Linked DNA regions of Homo sapiens: region 1 is linked to region 2. The links are chromatin loops, found by intact Hi-C in ENCODE. Cell type or tissue: natural killer cell. All regions are shown on one strand.

Region 1 (8,000 bases), 96 kb before region 2:
GAAGTCATCTTTATTCCTGCCAAACTTCCCATTCTGTCATTGTAATGTAAAAACCTATGGCCAAGAATCCAAAGTTCAAACACCCACCACAGAGTCTATTCCAGGGCTTCTTGAAGTGTGGTCCCTGGGCCAGCAGCATCAGTGTCACCTGGGAACTCCACAAACACAGAAACTCTTGGGCCCTCCCCCAGACCAATGAAAACTCAGGGGCAGGACCCTGAAGTCTGCATGTTAAAAGATCTCCAGGGGATTCTGATGCCTGCAAGTCTGAGAGCCACTGCTGTAGGGTAACACTTCATTCATTCTGAATATGCACTTCACAGTCTGTGCCCCAGCAAGTCAGGGCAGCCTGTAAAACTGACATTGGTTCCAAGTGTCACTCTTCAAAGTAAACAAATAGCATGCATACACCCTTCCTAACACTTTCATTTCATGTAGTCTATATCCAAGGGGTTGTGTCAGGCCTGAAATCTAAAGGAACCCCAAGCCCCACTCTTTATTAACCACTAAGTCATGGCAATCAGTTGGTGTGTAATAAAGAACTTGGCTGGCCTTCTGGTACCTTGGAGGGAGCCTCTACATCCTTGGAATCTCCAAGTGATAGGAGTGTCCTTGTTATTCGTGGTGCGTTCCAAAGTTTATGCAAAAGAGATGACTCAGGATGGAGGTTGGTGATGCCAGAGAGGCCAACTAGCTACTAGAGGGTTGGGGCTTTGAGACAGGAGACACGGGCTACCAGCCTGACTTCTGGGAAGGCTAGATATTGAGCTCAACCACATGGCCAACAATTTAATCAATTCACTGATTCAATTCATCATGCATCATACCTACATAAAGAATCCCAAATAAAAACTCTAGACATTGAAGCTCAGGTGAGGTTCCTTTTTTGGCAATACTCTTTGATTACTGTCACACTTGGATGCTGGGAGGATAATGCATCTCTGAGGACGCCAAAGCTTTGCATCTGGAAGCCTCCCAGACTTCACCCTAGGTGTCCCTTCTTCTTTTTTTTTTTTTTTTTTTTTTTTTGAGATGGAGTCTCACTCTGTCGCCCAGGCTGGAGTGCAGTGGTGCCATCTCAGCTCACTGCAAGCTCCACCTCCTGGGTTAACGCCATTCTCCTGCCTCAGCTTCCCGAGTAGCTGGGACTACAGGCGCCCGCCACCACGCTCGGCTAATTTTTTAAAAATATTTTTAGTAGAGACGGGGTTTCACCGTTATTAGCCAGGATGGTCTCGATCTCCTGACCTCGTGATCCAGCTGCCTCGGCCTTCCAAAGTGCTGGAATTACAGGCGTGAGCCACCGCGCCCAGCCAGGTGTTCCTTCTTTTGTCTGGTTCTGGGTTGTAAATTTTTGCTATAATGAAACTGTCATTGTTAAGTATAATGGTGTTCTGAGTTCTGTGAGTCATTCTAGCAAATTATCTAATTTAAGACTGGTCATGGGAACCCCTGACCAGCTGGTAAGAAGTAAGGATGGGCCTGAGGACCCCTGAATTTGGGGCTGGTGTCAGAAGTGAGGGCAGTCTTGTGGAAGACTGTGCCCATAACCTCTCGCTTGGCTGACTTTGGAGAGTTGAGGAAGCAGGTTTTGAATCAGGGGTTTAAGGCACAGGGAACTATTAATACATGGTAGGAGAAGAAGATGGGTAAGACCATTCCTGTTGTGGACAGAGAGGTCTTACCACATAAACCAAGGAAAGGGAATGTCAAGAAGAGGTGTCAGGTGCAGAAAGGACATCAAAGAGGAGAGGGCTGGGCAGCAGACGTGGGCCTTGTCTAACCCTGATCCCAGATCGTCCTTCTGGAGATGTCTAGTGCAGACCTTCTCCACCTGCAGCACATGCACAGATCACCTAGGCATCTGGCTGGTATGCCAATTCTCGTTCAGAGGCTGGGGTGGGGCCCACAGTGCAACCTCAGAGGGGCCAGCCCTGAGTGATGCAGCTTGGATAAGGATGGCAAACGCTCCCATTCCTCAGCACACAAGAAAGCCCAGATCTCACCACAGAGCCATCTCGCCACAGCTGTGGGCAGAGTCCATGCTCCCCATGCTGCAGCTGGCCAATCAGTGTGTCTGTCTGACCTGTCCACATGTACTGTCCGCCTTCTGTGTGATTTCCACAGCAGGGGTGGAGCAGCCCACAAAGAAAGGATCCGGGATCTGGTCTCAGAGGCAACAGCCCCAGAGGCACAGAACCCAATGAGATGAAAAGTACTGAGTGCCACAGTCTTGTAGGAACTGGATCTCAGAAAACTGAACAGGGCTGGGCAGTGCTACTAACATAAAGGCATATTTTGGCATGGGGCTGTGCTTTGGGGATGGAGGGTCCAGGAGACACATGACTTCTGACTCTGAGGCTGTCCCAACTCAGAAGTTAGTGAGATAGCCAAATAGATCACCAGATGAAAAAACTACAGTATTAGGAATTTTCAGAGAAAGAGAACCAACAGGATATATAAAAAGAGATTTATTTCAAGGAATTGGCTCACATGACTGCAGAGGCTGGCAAATCTGAAATCTGCAGGGCAGGCCGGCAGGCTGGGAACTCCAGGAGGAGTTGACATTCCAGTCTTGAGTCACAAGGGGGTCTGGGGGCCGACCTTCCCCTTCGGGGAACCTCAGCCTTTGGTCTTAAGGCCTTCAACTGATCGAATTAGGCCCATCCAAATATGAAGGACAGTCTGCTTTACTCAAGGTCTACTATGTTCATCTTACCCAAAAATTACCTTCCCAGCAACATCCAGACTGGTGTTTGAGCAAATCAACTGGGCACCAGAGCTGGGCAAAGTTAACACACAAAACTAACCATCATGACTACACAGGAATGACTCTGCCTCTTTGACACACACCAGCCACAGGCTGGGGAGACAGGGGCAAAAAAGACAAAGTCCCTTTTCTCATGGAGGTGTCACCTCTTCCTATCCTGCCCAGAGTTACACACTCTTCTTCTAGACAGCCCTTCCAAGGAGAGCCCCTCTGCTACATTAACTCTCACCCCTGGCCATGAAATTCTGTGGTTAACACCACCTTCCTTTTCTCAGTATCAAGACAGCATCCTGTGCATGGCCTGCACTTCACCCTCAACTTTCTTGGGGTGGTTGTGAGAGGTGAAGCCAGCTGAACTTCCTGGGTTGAGTGGGGACTTGGAGAACTTTTCTGTCTTACAAGAGGATTGTAAAATGCATCAGCGCTCTGTAGCTAGCAAGTGGATTGTAAAATGCACCAATTAGCACTCTGTAAAAAAGCACCAATCAGCACTCTGTAGCTAGCAAGAGGATTGTAAAATGCACCAATCAGCACTCTGTAAAACACACCAATCAGCAATCTGTAACATGCACCAATCAGCAGGATCCTAAAAGTAGCCAATGGCAGGGAGGATTGAAAAGGGCATTTTGCCAGAGGCTAAGGCAGAGAATCACTTGAACCGGGGAGGCAGAGGTTGCAGTGGGCCAAGATTGCGCCACTGCACTCCAGCCTGGGCAACAAGAGCAAAACTCCATCTCAAAAAAAAAAGATAAATTGGGGTACACAGAGAGACCCCAGGGGCACACAACAGGCACAGAAGGAAGAACACATGCAGGGGCATCAAGGCCAAGGAGAGACGGCCCGAGGAGGCCAGCCCTGCTGACACCTTGATCTTGGACTCCCAGCCTCCAGAACTGTGAGGCAATACATTTCTATGGATTCCGACACCAAGTCTGTGTTTTGTTACCGCAGCCTGAGCAAATGAATGCAGTGCTCTTTATACTCTCTTTTAGTCCATCTGTTGAAAAACATAGATTTTCAGATTATTTTAGAAAATTAAGCCATGAGTTGCTTAGTCTCTTCTGATGACACCTGAAAAAAATGGCACGAAGACTGCTAAAAATAAAAGTATAGGAAAAGATACACCAGACAAGTGCTAATAAAAAGAAGGCTCATATGGCAATATTAATCAGACAAAATGAATGTAAACAACAAAGTATGCAAAGGCATAAAAGGAAAAATTCCCATTAATAACAAAAATAATCCACCAAGAGCATCATGTACCTTTATAAACTTCACAACATAGCTTCAAAATATAAACCAAGCAAATAATGATAAAAGGTGAAATTAATAGCCACATTCATATTGAGAGATTAAAATCAAATTAACCAGACAAAAATGAGATGGGATATAAAAATTTAAATAACAATAAGATTTATTTAGAACCCCGTACCTAACAAATAGAGAAGGCGGAGGTTTTACACACACACACACACACACACACACACACACACATACTCACATGGGTTTAACCAAAACTGCCTATGTAGCATTAGGCCACAAAAGAAATGTGACATTCTACAAAGAATCTGTACTGGCTACACCCACTGACTACAATGGGACAATTAGAAAGGAATGACAAAAAGGTTGTGTCAGTTATCAATTCATTGCCTCCCAATTCTGAATGTACCCCTCAATATGTTCTCTGAATAAACAGAATTCCCTTAAGCGTTTCTCCTTTATTTTATTATTATTATTATTATTTATTTATTTTTATTTTTTTGAGACGGAGTCTGGCTCTGTGGCCCAGGCTAGAGTGCAGTGGGGCCATCTCGGCTCACTGCAAGCTCCGCCTCCCGGGTTCACGCCATTCTCCTGCCTCAGCCTCCCGAGTAGCTGGGACTATAGGCACCCGCCATCACGCCCGGCTAATTTTTTTAAGTATTTTTAGTAGAGACGGGGTTTCACCATGTTAGCCAGGATGATCTCTATCCCCCGATTTCGTGATCCGCCTGCCTCTGCCTTCCAAAGTGCTGGGATTACAGGCGTGAGCCACCGGGCCCGGTCATGTTTCTCCTTTAGAGTGAGCACATTAAGCTTTCTGGGCAGAGGGTGATGGAGCAACATTGCTGGAGGAAAACGGTTCCCGCAGTTCCCGGCTCAGGCCACAGAGGCACCTAGTTCTTCTGCAACCCTGCAGCCTTGTTGGGGCCACACCTGTTGGGCCTCGAACCCAGAGCTCCACATGGCCAGCCACCTCTGGACTCCCTCGACAAACCCCATGTAGCCCGCGTGGTCTGGAGAGTCCTGCGTTGAGCAATCGTTCCTTCTGCATGTCCGGCACCTCTGGACGTGCTGGTGCCCGAACTCACACCGCAGGCCCAGCCTCAAGCCACTGCTCCCCAGCCTGTACTCCAGAGGGTGGCCTATTGTGACCAACAGCATCTCTAGACCAGTGCTGGACTGCCTGAACCAGCGGCTGTCCCTGCTCTCCACTGCTGAACCACACCTTCCCTAACAAGCTGGTCCTTCCCTGGGGCTTTCCCAGGTCTGCCCCTGCTTAGGTCCCCCTCCCTCCACCCCCACGATACCACACAGAACTTCCACCTCTTAACAGCTACTCTCTCATCATACCTAATAATTCTATTAAATATGATGCTCCCCCTGGGGTTCCCATCTCCTGAGTGGACCCAGACTGCTACAAAGATAGTTAAAGAACAAAAACAAAACAAAATATGACATGCCTGGGAAATTCTTAAACATTAAATAACTGAGGCTTAGAAAGCATTCAAAATGTAAATGATGTATTTTTAGACATGAACAAAAAATTAGATATCACAACTAGGGGATATGGCCAAATTAGTACTCATTAGGAAATATACACATTTACTACAGAGGGGTTTTTTTTTTTTGGTAGAAAAGTGGGTTAATGTCATCTGATCTTCAACAGACCTGACAAAAACAAGCAATGGGGAAAGGATTCCCTGTTTGTAAGTGGTGCTGGAAGAAGTGGCTAGCTATATGCAAAAAATTGAAACTGGACCCCTTCCTTACACCTCATACAAAAATTAACTCAAGATGGATTAAAGACTTAAATGTAAAACCCAAAACTATAAAAACCCTAGAAGAAAATCTAGACAATACCATTCAGGACATAGGCACCAGCAAAGATTTCATTATGAAATCGCCAAAAGCAACTGCATCAAAAGCAAAAATTGACAAATGGGAACTAATTAAACTAAAGAGCTTCTGCACAGCAAAAGAAACTATCATCACAGCAAACAGGCAACCCACAGAGTGGGAGAAAATTTTTGCAATCTAGCCACCTGGCAAAGGTCTAGTATCAAGAATCTACAAGGAACTTAAATTTACAAGAAAAAAAACCCAAACAACCCCATTAAAAAGCAGGCAAAGAACATGAACAGACACTTCTCAAAAGAAGAGATTTATGTGGCCATCAAACATATGAAAAAAAGCTCAACATCACTGATCATTAGAGAAATGCAAATCAAAACCACAATGAGATACCACCTCATGCCAGTCAGGATGGTGATTATTAAAAAGTCAAGAAACAACAAATGCTGGCGAGGTTTCGGGGAAATAGGAATGCTTGTATACTGTTGGTGGGAATGCAAGTTAGTTCAACCACTGTGGAAGACAGTGTGGTGACTCCTCAAAGATCTATAACCAGAAATACCATTTGACCCAGTGATCCCATTACTGGTTTATAGGCTCAAAGGAAAATAAATCATTCTGTTACAAAGATACATGCACCCCTATGTTCACTGCAGCACTATTCACAATAGCAAAGACATGGAATCAACCCAAATGCCCATCAATGAAAGACTGGATAAAGAAACTGTGGTACATATATACATACCATGGAATACTATGCAGCCATACAAAGGAATGACATCATATCCTTTGCAGAAACATGGATGGAACTGGAAGCCATTATCCTCAGCAAACTGACAAAGGAACAGAAAACCAAACATCACATGTTCTCACTTATAAGTGGGAGCTGAACACTGAGAAAACATGGACACAGGGAGGGGAACAACAAACACTGGGGCCTGTCAGGGGTGGGATCGGGGGAGGGAGAACATTAGGAAAAACAGCTTATGCATGTGGGGCTTAATACCTCGGTGATGGGTTGATAGGTGCAGCAAACCACCATGGCACACGTTTACCGGCCTAACAAACCTGCTGCACATCCTGCACATGTACCCCAAAACTTAAAAATTAAATTAAAAAAAAAAACGAAAAGAGTGTTAATGTATAAAATAAGTCTAAGAAATAAAAGTGAAAATCAAAATGAAGGAATTAGAAAAATATAAGACTAGGCCGGGCACGGTGGCTCACGCCTGTAATCCCAGCACTTTGGGAGGCTTCAAGGTGGGCGGATCATGAGGTCAGGAGATCGAGACCATCCTGGCTAACACGGTGAAACCCCATCTCTACGAAAAATACAAAAAATTAGCCAGGCGTGGTGGCAGGCGCCTGTAGTCCCAGCTACTCGGTGGGCTGAGGCAGGAGAATGCGGGAACCCGGGAGGCGGAGGCTGCAGTGAGCTGAGATCACACCACTGCACTCCAGCCTGGGCAACAGAGCAAGACTGCCTCAAAAAGAAAAAAAAAGAAAAAAAAGATAAAAGACTAAAAAAAATTAAGACAGTAATTAATTGAAAGTTGGCCCAGTATAAAAAGAATACATATCATAAGACAAATCAAGAAAAAGAAAGAAAACACAAACATTAGAACTGAAAAGCCCATAATTACAGATGCAGAAAAATTTATAAAATTATGAGAATACTTTTCAGAACTTTATGCCAATGAATTTGCAAATCTAACTGAATGAAATGTAAGATTTTCTAAGAAAATATAAATTACCACAATTGGCTCAATAAGTAGAAAAACTGAATAGCTATAGAAGATATTTTAAAATAACAAGGTAACCTAATAAAGGCCAGACCGAGATGAATTGACAAACACGTTTTATTACATTTTCAAGGAATAGATTACCATGATGTCACATCTCAAAAAAGAGATGGAAAGCTGAAGCAATTTATTTTATGAAAGGATAAGCACAAACTAGTCTCCAACATGAGAGAGGCAAAGATCTTACCTCAAACTTTAACAAATAGGTTCACTATTAGCATTAAAAACTAACACGTCATGACCAAAAATGGTTTATATCATAAAGGGGAAGATGGCACACCCTGAGAATGTATCATACCATTAAAATTGGCTAT
Region 2 (8,000 bases):
TACATGAGGTACCTAGAGAGGTGAATTCAGACAGAGGGAAAGTAGAGTGGTGGCTGGGAGGGGCTGGAGGAAGGGGGAAAGGAGAGGTACTGTTTCATGCGCACAATTTAAGTTTTGGGAAGATGAAAACGTTTTGGAGATAGCTGATGGTGATGACTGCAAAACAATGTTGATGTACTTAATTCCACCGAACTATACACTTAAAATGATTAAGATGGTATTTTATGTTATGTGTACTTTGCCACAATTAATAATGTATATGCTTATATTAAAATACCACATGTAGGCCAGGTGCGGTGGCTCATGCCTGTGATTCCAGCACTTTGGGAGGCCTAGGCAGGCAGATCACTTGAGGCCAGGAGTTTGAGACCAGCCTGGACAATGTGGTGAAACCCCATCTCTACTAAAAATACAAAAATTAGCCAGGCGAGGTGGCGTACCTCTTGTAGTCCCAGCTACTTAAGAGGCAGAGACATGAAAATCGCTTGAACAGGGAGGTGGAGGGTGCAGTGAGCCAAGATTGCACCCCTGCACTCCAGCCTGGGCTACAGAGCAAAACTCTGTCACGCTGTCTCAAGAAAAAATATCACACGTACCCCCATAATATGTATAACTATGATATGTGTATAAAAATTAAAAATAAAAATAAACTTTTAAACAGCAAGTCCCACACAAAAGTCAGCATCAAACAGGAAATGAGAATGGTGCCAATCTCATTCAGCAGACACACTTCCGTTTGTAATTGTGGTTTAGGATGAAATACATTTGTTTCAATTTATGAGTATTATTTCTCATGTGGCTTCCAAGTTGTTGGGACATAAATACCATGTGGTTTGGACCTAGCTACTTAAAGAGTAGAGTTGTTAGCTATGTGTTTTGGTCTAGAAACACCATGAAATTGCTGAGATCCAGGGCACCGTGGTCTGAGAAAGTTTGGCAATCTCTGCTCTGGAGGCTCCTAAGGGTGCTGGTTGCTTTTTAATAACTAAGTCCAAATCCCTGATGACCTCAGGACACCTGCTTATCAGGTGGGGGGTTGGGGACATTCACACAGTGGCAGAGAGGCCACAGGACTGGCTGGAGCTAAAGACACTAAGTCCCTGACTTACTTCTAATGAACGAAATACTCCAGAAGGGGGCCAGGCGCGGTGGCTCATGCCTGTAATCCCAGCACTTTGGGAGGCCGAGGTGGGCGGATCACGAGGTCAGGAGATCGAGACCATCCTGGCTAACACGGTCAAACCCCGTCTCTACCAAAAATACAAAACAATTAGCCGGGCGTGGTGGCGGGCGCCTGTAGTCCCAGCTACTCGGGAGGCTGAGGCAGGAGAATGGCGTGAACCCAGGAGGCGGAGCTTGCAGTAAGCAGAGATGGTGCCACTGCACTCCAGCCTGGGCGACAGAGTGAGACTCCATCTCAAAAGAAAAAAAAGAAAAAAAAAAGAAACTAAATCCAACACCCTCCATCCTCAGTGGAATCCCTGAAGCCCGGAGTGGGAGAGAGGCCTAACTCTAGTGACCAGGCACTTCACAGTGGGGCAGAGTAAGCAGCCACCAGGAGGCCCTTTCTCCTGCAACCTCTGAGCTTCAGGAACCGAGGGAACCTGGGCACAGCTCCCCAGAGCAGCGAGGCTCCACCTGACCTGCCAGCGATGTTCAGAGCCACACCCCAAGCGCACTCTGCAATGTGGGAATTCAGTCACGGCAAAACTGTCGTGACAGGGTTCTGTCCCTCAGAAGATGGCACACCTGAATGTGACCCTCTCAATACATCCTTAGATATTGCCCTTCCTCCCCAGCACCATCTGAGCAAAGCACCCCCGGCCCACAAGGAACTAGAAGAGGCAGGAAGTGCCTCAAATCCTAGCTCAGCATGCCACTGTATGACACCTCTTCTGGTGCCCCTCCTGGCAGCACACTGTCCCCGGTATAGAGGGGTGGATGATGGCTCAGATGACCTCGAGACCACCACCGGGCACATGGGAGGCCTGTGTCTCGTGAGAGAGCGGAGGCATACGATCCTGGAGGTAGAGCCAGGAAGACCTGAATAATGCTTTGCAGTTGCAAACTGCTTTCTCTTTCTGCACAGATTTATTAGTGAGAGGCATCATTTCTATTATGCCCATTTCGCAGACTGGAGGGAGGGAGACTAAGGCTCAGAGACACACAGGGCTCCCGGTAGAGGCCACCATCTGCATGAGGGTAGATCGAGGACCATTTCTGCCACTGGCCCCTGGTCTCCTGTCTGTCCCAGCAGGGCCCCTGCCTCCCATCCCCCACCAAGTCTCAGTTTCACCAGAGCCTCCAACTCACATCCTGTGCAGGCCCCACTGTGCTTCCCTTTAACTTTACTTGGGGTCTATCTGCCTGTCCCCAGGTGGCACAGCCCAGTCAGGGAGCCCTGGGGCTCTGCGGACACTGGCTGTTACCAGCCAACTCTCTGCCTCGCTTGCCTCTGCAGGGGACAGCCAGTGATAGAGAGGAACAAAGGAGACACTCAAGCAGGCACCCAGCACGTGCCTAACGCGCAGGCACTAGTGCCTTGGGAATAAAGCTGCTATCACTTCTGCGAAATACACTGGGGACTACGCTGGCCTCCGAAACACAGAACCGGTGTATCCAAACCCCCTTCTGACCTGAACAGCCATTCGCCAGGTCCACATGGCTCCGGGACAGACCTGGGCCTGGGTGCTCTGCTCCTGGCTGTGCACAAATGCTTTTCCTGCCCATGACTTTGTAGCCTAGTAGGAGGGGCTCATAGCTCCCTAAGCAAAGCTGGCTGGCGGGTCACAGAAGGACAGCAGGCTGGGGACTGAATGGACCATGGCTTCTATTTAGAACATCTCACTCAAGAACTAAATGTGCAAGAGAGCTGGCAGAAAGACAGCTATGGGGCACAACTGGAGGAGCAAACGCAAAACCATCACGTCTTCCACATTAAAATGTACAGGGCCGCTTCTAATGCCGCAATCAGTGCAAGCCAAACTCTGCGTCTATTTTCTACTAGATTGGAAAACCTCTCAGGAGAAAGAAAAATTTTCCAGAGGGCCAAAAAACTTCATTCTTCTGCAAGCAATCAAATAAACATGTAACAAAACAAAATCAAGACTTCAAAAATTGATCTGAACACACATGCACTGCATTTCACCACTCTGGTGTGGGAATAGGGCTTTCTGCCTAATCATACATTTTGATTAATAGAGATGAGCTCTGCATGAATAACCTATTGTTAAAGAACATGAACTAAAGTAGTCTAAAACTTAGCGAAACAGAAATTAGGCCTTTTCTTCTTCTCTTGGACAATTAGGGGACCCAAATTAGGAACAAACTCACTGGCCCTTGCCCCGACTCCCTTCCTGTAACCTCAGCCGAGACCAGGTGGCTGTCCTCATGCAGACCTGGCCTTGGATCTGTAGTGTCTGGAGAGAGGCTGAGGGGAGGGCTTGGCTGACTCCTCTGCCTCCTCATGCCAGTCCTGCAGATTGAACCCTGCCCTGCTAGGCTGGGCGCTGCAACCCTGAACTTCATGCTGCAACCTTGAACTTCAGCCCCAGATACCTCTACTTCCTCTGTTCGCCCCCTAGCGTCCTACGCCCTGACAGCCACTGTCCATTTCCAGAGGGGCTCCCCCAGCAGCTCACTGCCTGGAGGCCCAGACAGCAGCGGCAGTGAGCTCTGCTGGCCCTAGAATCCCCCAGGGGCAAATTAAAATCCACCCGCCTGGACCCTAAACTGCAGGTTCCCACTCCCCATTCCCATCCTTGCCATGCAGATGACACGTTTCCAAACCCATGCGAAGTGCTGTGCATGGTGAGCAGGTAAAGACTGGGCCACGAGGTGCATCGGATGGAAGGGGCCCCAAGGGTCCGGGCCACCGTGCAGGGCTCTTGCTCTCTTTAAGGCGACCTGTGATTTAGGGAGTATCAACCAGCATAAAAATCCAAAGAAACCTAGTGTTGGAGAAATACCAGTCTCTCCTCGTTCCAGTTCACTCTGTGGGGAAGTGGAGAATCCCTGCTTTTTTCTCTTACAACAACAAGGCTACACTGAGCATGCCAGGAACTGTGTGGGCATCATTCATGGATTATAGTCACCATGCCATGGGAGCACTGAGAACCCCTGCCCTCATTTCATAAGCACGCAGCGTGTCAGTACAACAGAGCAGAGGACACCCAGGTCTCCGGGCTCTATCCCAGTTCAGGGACCTGCCTCCCTTCCCACCTGCTCTCCTGACGGGGAAACACTGCCAAAGTAATCACAGCAAGGTGTAGGTGGCAGGGCAGAAATCCGCTCAGCCCATGTGGGCCATAGCCCATCTCTGTGACAGCCCTGGGTGACCGAGCTTACCAAGCACAGCATGGGGCAGTCCTTCAGAGGTGAACCATCTCCTATGGCTCTGAGGAGGCCCCAGGGGATAAAATACTGAGAATGACAAGTGACTGCCCTGAGCCACCACCAAATCCAGCAACCAAAGCACCTAGAGCCAAGGCAGAGCCCAGTGTGGCATTTGTAGCTGGCCCCAAGCCCCTGGTTTCCCGCCTTCCCACACAGGCGCCAATAGACCTCGCACACCTAGACCCTGTGGGGATGTCACTGGTCACTACAAGGTCTTCGTCCTGCCTCTAAAGTTTTCCCTTTTCATTATCTCAGAAAGACCAGCGTTGAGCTGCCAGACCTTGACAACAAGGTCTACAGACCACACAAGGACAGCTGGACTCCAGGCAGATGGGCACCTACTTAGCCCAATCAGAACCCACACTGAGCCCTGGCACTCACCTGCAGACAGGAGTCCACAGCTGCTTGTCCTGCCTCCCACCCCAAACCATTCCCCACACTCACAATCATACACAGCAAGCTCCACTGAGTCCCTCCTGGCTCCAAAGCCTGCAGTGGCACCGGCCCCAGGACATAGGACACAGTCCAAGCTCTTCACTCTGTTCCCAAGGCTGTGGAGGGCTGGCTGGCCTGTGAGTCCTGCTCTCCTCCACCCCCGTCTCTTCTCCCCAGCCCCCTCTTCACAGGTTTAGAGACCAGGCGGAAGGAGCTGCCCACTCCATGCCTTGTTTTCCCGTGTGCAAGCTGCTCTCTCTGCCTGGAACCACCCCCACCTCCAGCCCATGCCCCCCTTTCTCCTGGGCTGCCTCTACTCCTGCAGCCTCGGCACACAGTCACTTCTTCCTGGAACTTCCCCAGGCCCTCTGCTCCGCCCATGTGGGCAGCCCCTCCTTGCGCTCCAGCATCAAACCCCAGATAGTGGACTCTTTGAGGGGAGGAGCTGTGCCTGTCATTATTCTACCCTCAGTCCCTGCTGGGCCTGGCACAAGGCAGAGGGGATAGAGGTGCTCTGGAGAAAACTGCTCCACAGGCCAAGCACGCAACCTGTCGGGCTCCAGCAGGCCCTGACTTTGGACCAATAAAACCTCAGGTCGAGGACTTCGCTCCTAACTCAATGATAAGGTCTGAAAATCCGAGCCAGTGTGGGCTTGCCATTGCTCCTACAACTGTCTTTACTAGCAGACTGTGAGCCCCACACTCTCTTTCAAAGAGCAGGACATTTGTTTGAAGGGAGTCTTATTCCATTCAGGGTACTCTCACAAAATACCATAAACTGGGTAGATTATACATGACAGAAAGTGGCTTGTCTCAGTTCAGGAGGCTGGGAAGTCCAAGACCAGAGAGCCAGCAGATTCCGTGCCTGGTGAGTACCTGCGTGATGGCTCAGAGACGGCAGCTTCTCACTCTGTCCTCACATGGTGGAGGGCGGGAGGCTCTCTCTGCAGCCTCTTTTAAAACGGCATTGATCCCATTATGAGGGCTTCACCATCAGGACCTGATCACCCACTGCTATAGTTGGAATGTGCCCCCCCAAAGTTCATGTGTTGGAAACCTAATCCCCGATGCAACAATGTTGAGAAGTGAGACCTTTAAGAGGTGATTAGGTCCTGAAAGCTCTACCCTCATGAATGTATTAATGCCATTATCGCGAGAGTGGGTTAGTGACTGAGGAGCAGGTTCCTAATAAAACAATGAGTTTGGCCCCCTTCCCTCTCTCGCTCACTATATGATGCCTTCCACCATGTTAGGACGCAGCAAGAAGGCCCTCAGCAGATGCAACCCTCAACCTTGGACTTCCCAGCCCCTAGAACTCTGAGCCAAATAATGTTCTGTTCATTATAAATTACCCAATCTGTGGTATTCTGTTTCAGCAGCAGAATACAGATTAAGACACCTCCATAAGGCCCCATCTCCTTGGGAATGTGAATTCCAATGTCTCCCTCCCAAAGGTCCCATCACTTTGGGGATAAGAATTCCAAAATATGGATTTGGTGGAACACAAGCATCAGATCACAGCAAAGAACCCCTCATTTTCATTCCCTCAGGAGCCACGATGGGACCTGGCTTTAAACAATCCACTATCACAATAGGCAGCACTGACCACTAAGGCCACACAGGTCACTTCTGCTGGCGAGATGGGACCAACCCCCTATGGGGCCGTCCACCATCTCCACTGTCAGGGAACCCTGGCTGTCCTGCCACAGGCTTTGCAGGAGGCTAAGCCACTGTGGACGTTGCTTTTACTGCCCTGGTGGATAAAAAGCATGGCAGAAGCCCATGGGTGTCTCTGAGACTGCAGCACTAGGCCCACCTGCATTGTCACATCCTGCATGTGCTCAGAGGAGAGGGTCTCTAAACACCATGGGGCTGTGCTCCAGGGAGGGCTGCCTTCTGGGTTTTAAACCCTACCCCACTGCAAGGGATGGGTACCTCATGGCACTGCACTACAGTACAGAAGCCAGCACCCCATGCTGTGGACTGCAGGGGTGCTCCAGGTGCCCCCCTCAGCTCTCCAGGGTTCAGAAAAACCTGCTCCCTGGTGAATGTGAACCTCTCTTCTGCCAGCATGAGGGTCTGCTCCACCCTGTCACCCTCCTACCCCTCATCTCATTGGCTGGCTCCCTTCCCCTCCCAAGGACATCTTACCAAAGCAGAGACAGTGATCCTGACACCAGGTCGGTCTAGGCAACTGTGGCCTGTGTGGCCGTATCCCCTGGGATGCAGCAGCACAGAAAGGAGGGCTAGACTCAGCTGCAGCCATGCCCAGACCCAGTTGGGAGGGCTGTGTGCTGTAGATCCTGTCCTGGATGCCCCTCTGCCAGGCCAAGGCTCACACGCAGGGACCTTTCTCCACTTGAACGTCTGTGCATTGTAATATAACTTCCCAAAATATTACTCTGCAATTATTTCCAAAGACTTAAATGGGATCTCCAAATACGTACAATTAAGACTAAAATTGTAATTTTAAATTACTGATAATTTGAATAAACATAAAACTTTCCTATCTCTAAGCCAAATGCAGACAATAACATCCCAATTAACCCTTAGGTACTGCCAAACTCCGGAAAACAACCACTTTGGACTCTCAGAGGGAGAAACAACTCCTGAACTACATGGAGCCTGGCAACAGACTCTGGAAATAGTCATGATCTTCCACCTGTGCAAAGCCAGATGCTTCCCCGGCTGGACCCTATGGAGCAGCGCTGCCTTGCTAAAAGGGCAGTGGATGTTTGGGCCCACGGTGGCAACAGCACCAGGTCCCAGTGAACAGGGGAGAAGGACGCAAGGTCATCCCTCATCAGTCCCACTTTGCTAGGGGATGGGGGCACAGGAGGCAGTGGCGTGAGACTCCCTCTGAGTCTCAGCGGCTTTAGTTAGCTCTGGAACCTCCTTGTGGCCTCCCATTCCCAGGCCCCCGCTAAGATCCAGGAGCTACAGGGGGACCGACTGGAGTAGTCTCTCACCAGAGGCCACCAGCAGCGGGATGAGATGTTCATGTAAGCTGTCCTGCTGCCCTGAGGGCCAGGAGAGGTGACAAGCACGCCTGCATCCCACATCAACAGATGCTCCCAGCTCCCCACCCCAGCATGGTTTCTGGCCTACGGGGTACCAGAAGAGGAGCAGGGACTTTCCGTGAAGGGCTGTGCCTCATGGAGGGGGCTGGG

The links. A loop is a pair of places that touch in the nucleus more often than their neighbours do. Peaks named below come from ENCODE experiments on the same cell type or tissue, not always from the same donor. Only the 100,000 strongest peaks of a DNase experiment are listed, where the experiment ranks them.
Region 1: it touches region 2 in a loop (2.4-fold over the local background); 2 of 110 quality-filtered maps call a loop at or near these places.

The regions. Positions count from the first base shown.
Region 1 is chr15:29,026,994-29,034,993 of GRCh38, reverse strand. All of the region lies in intron 3 of APBA2 (amyloid beta precursor protein binding family A member 2), which reads right to left. Among named protein-coding and RNA genes, the nearest start is that of APBA2, 150 kb to the right of the region's middle. In natural killer cell, no CTCF peak of the experiment used is centred here; a DNase peak (open chromatin) is centred at 3,053; H3K27ac peaks cover 1,646 bases.
Region 2 is chr15:28,931,094-28,939,093 of GRCh38, reverse strand. All of the region lies in intron 2 of APBA2 (amyloid beta precursor protein binding family A member 2), which reads right to left. Among named protein-coding and RNA genes, the nearest start is that of APBA2, 49 kb to the right of the region's middle. RefSeq lists an enhancer at 3,195-3,694. In natural killer cell, CTCF peaks have their summits at 3,388 and 3,590 (motif pointing left); DNase peaks (open chromatin) are centred at 753, 1,783, 3,583 and 5,203; H3K27ac peaks cover 2,471 bases.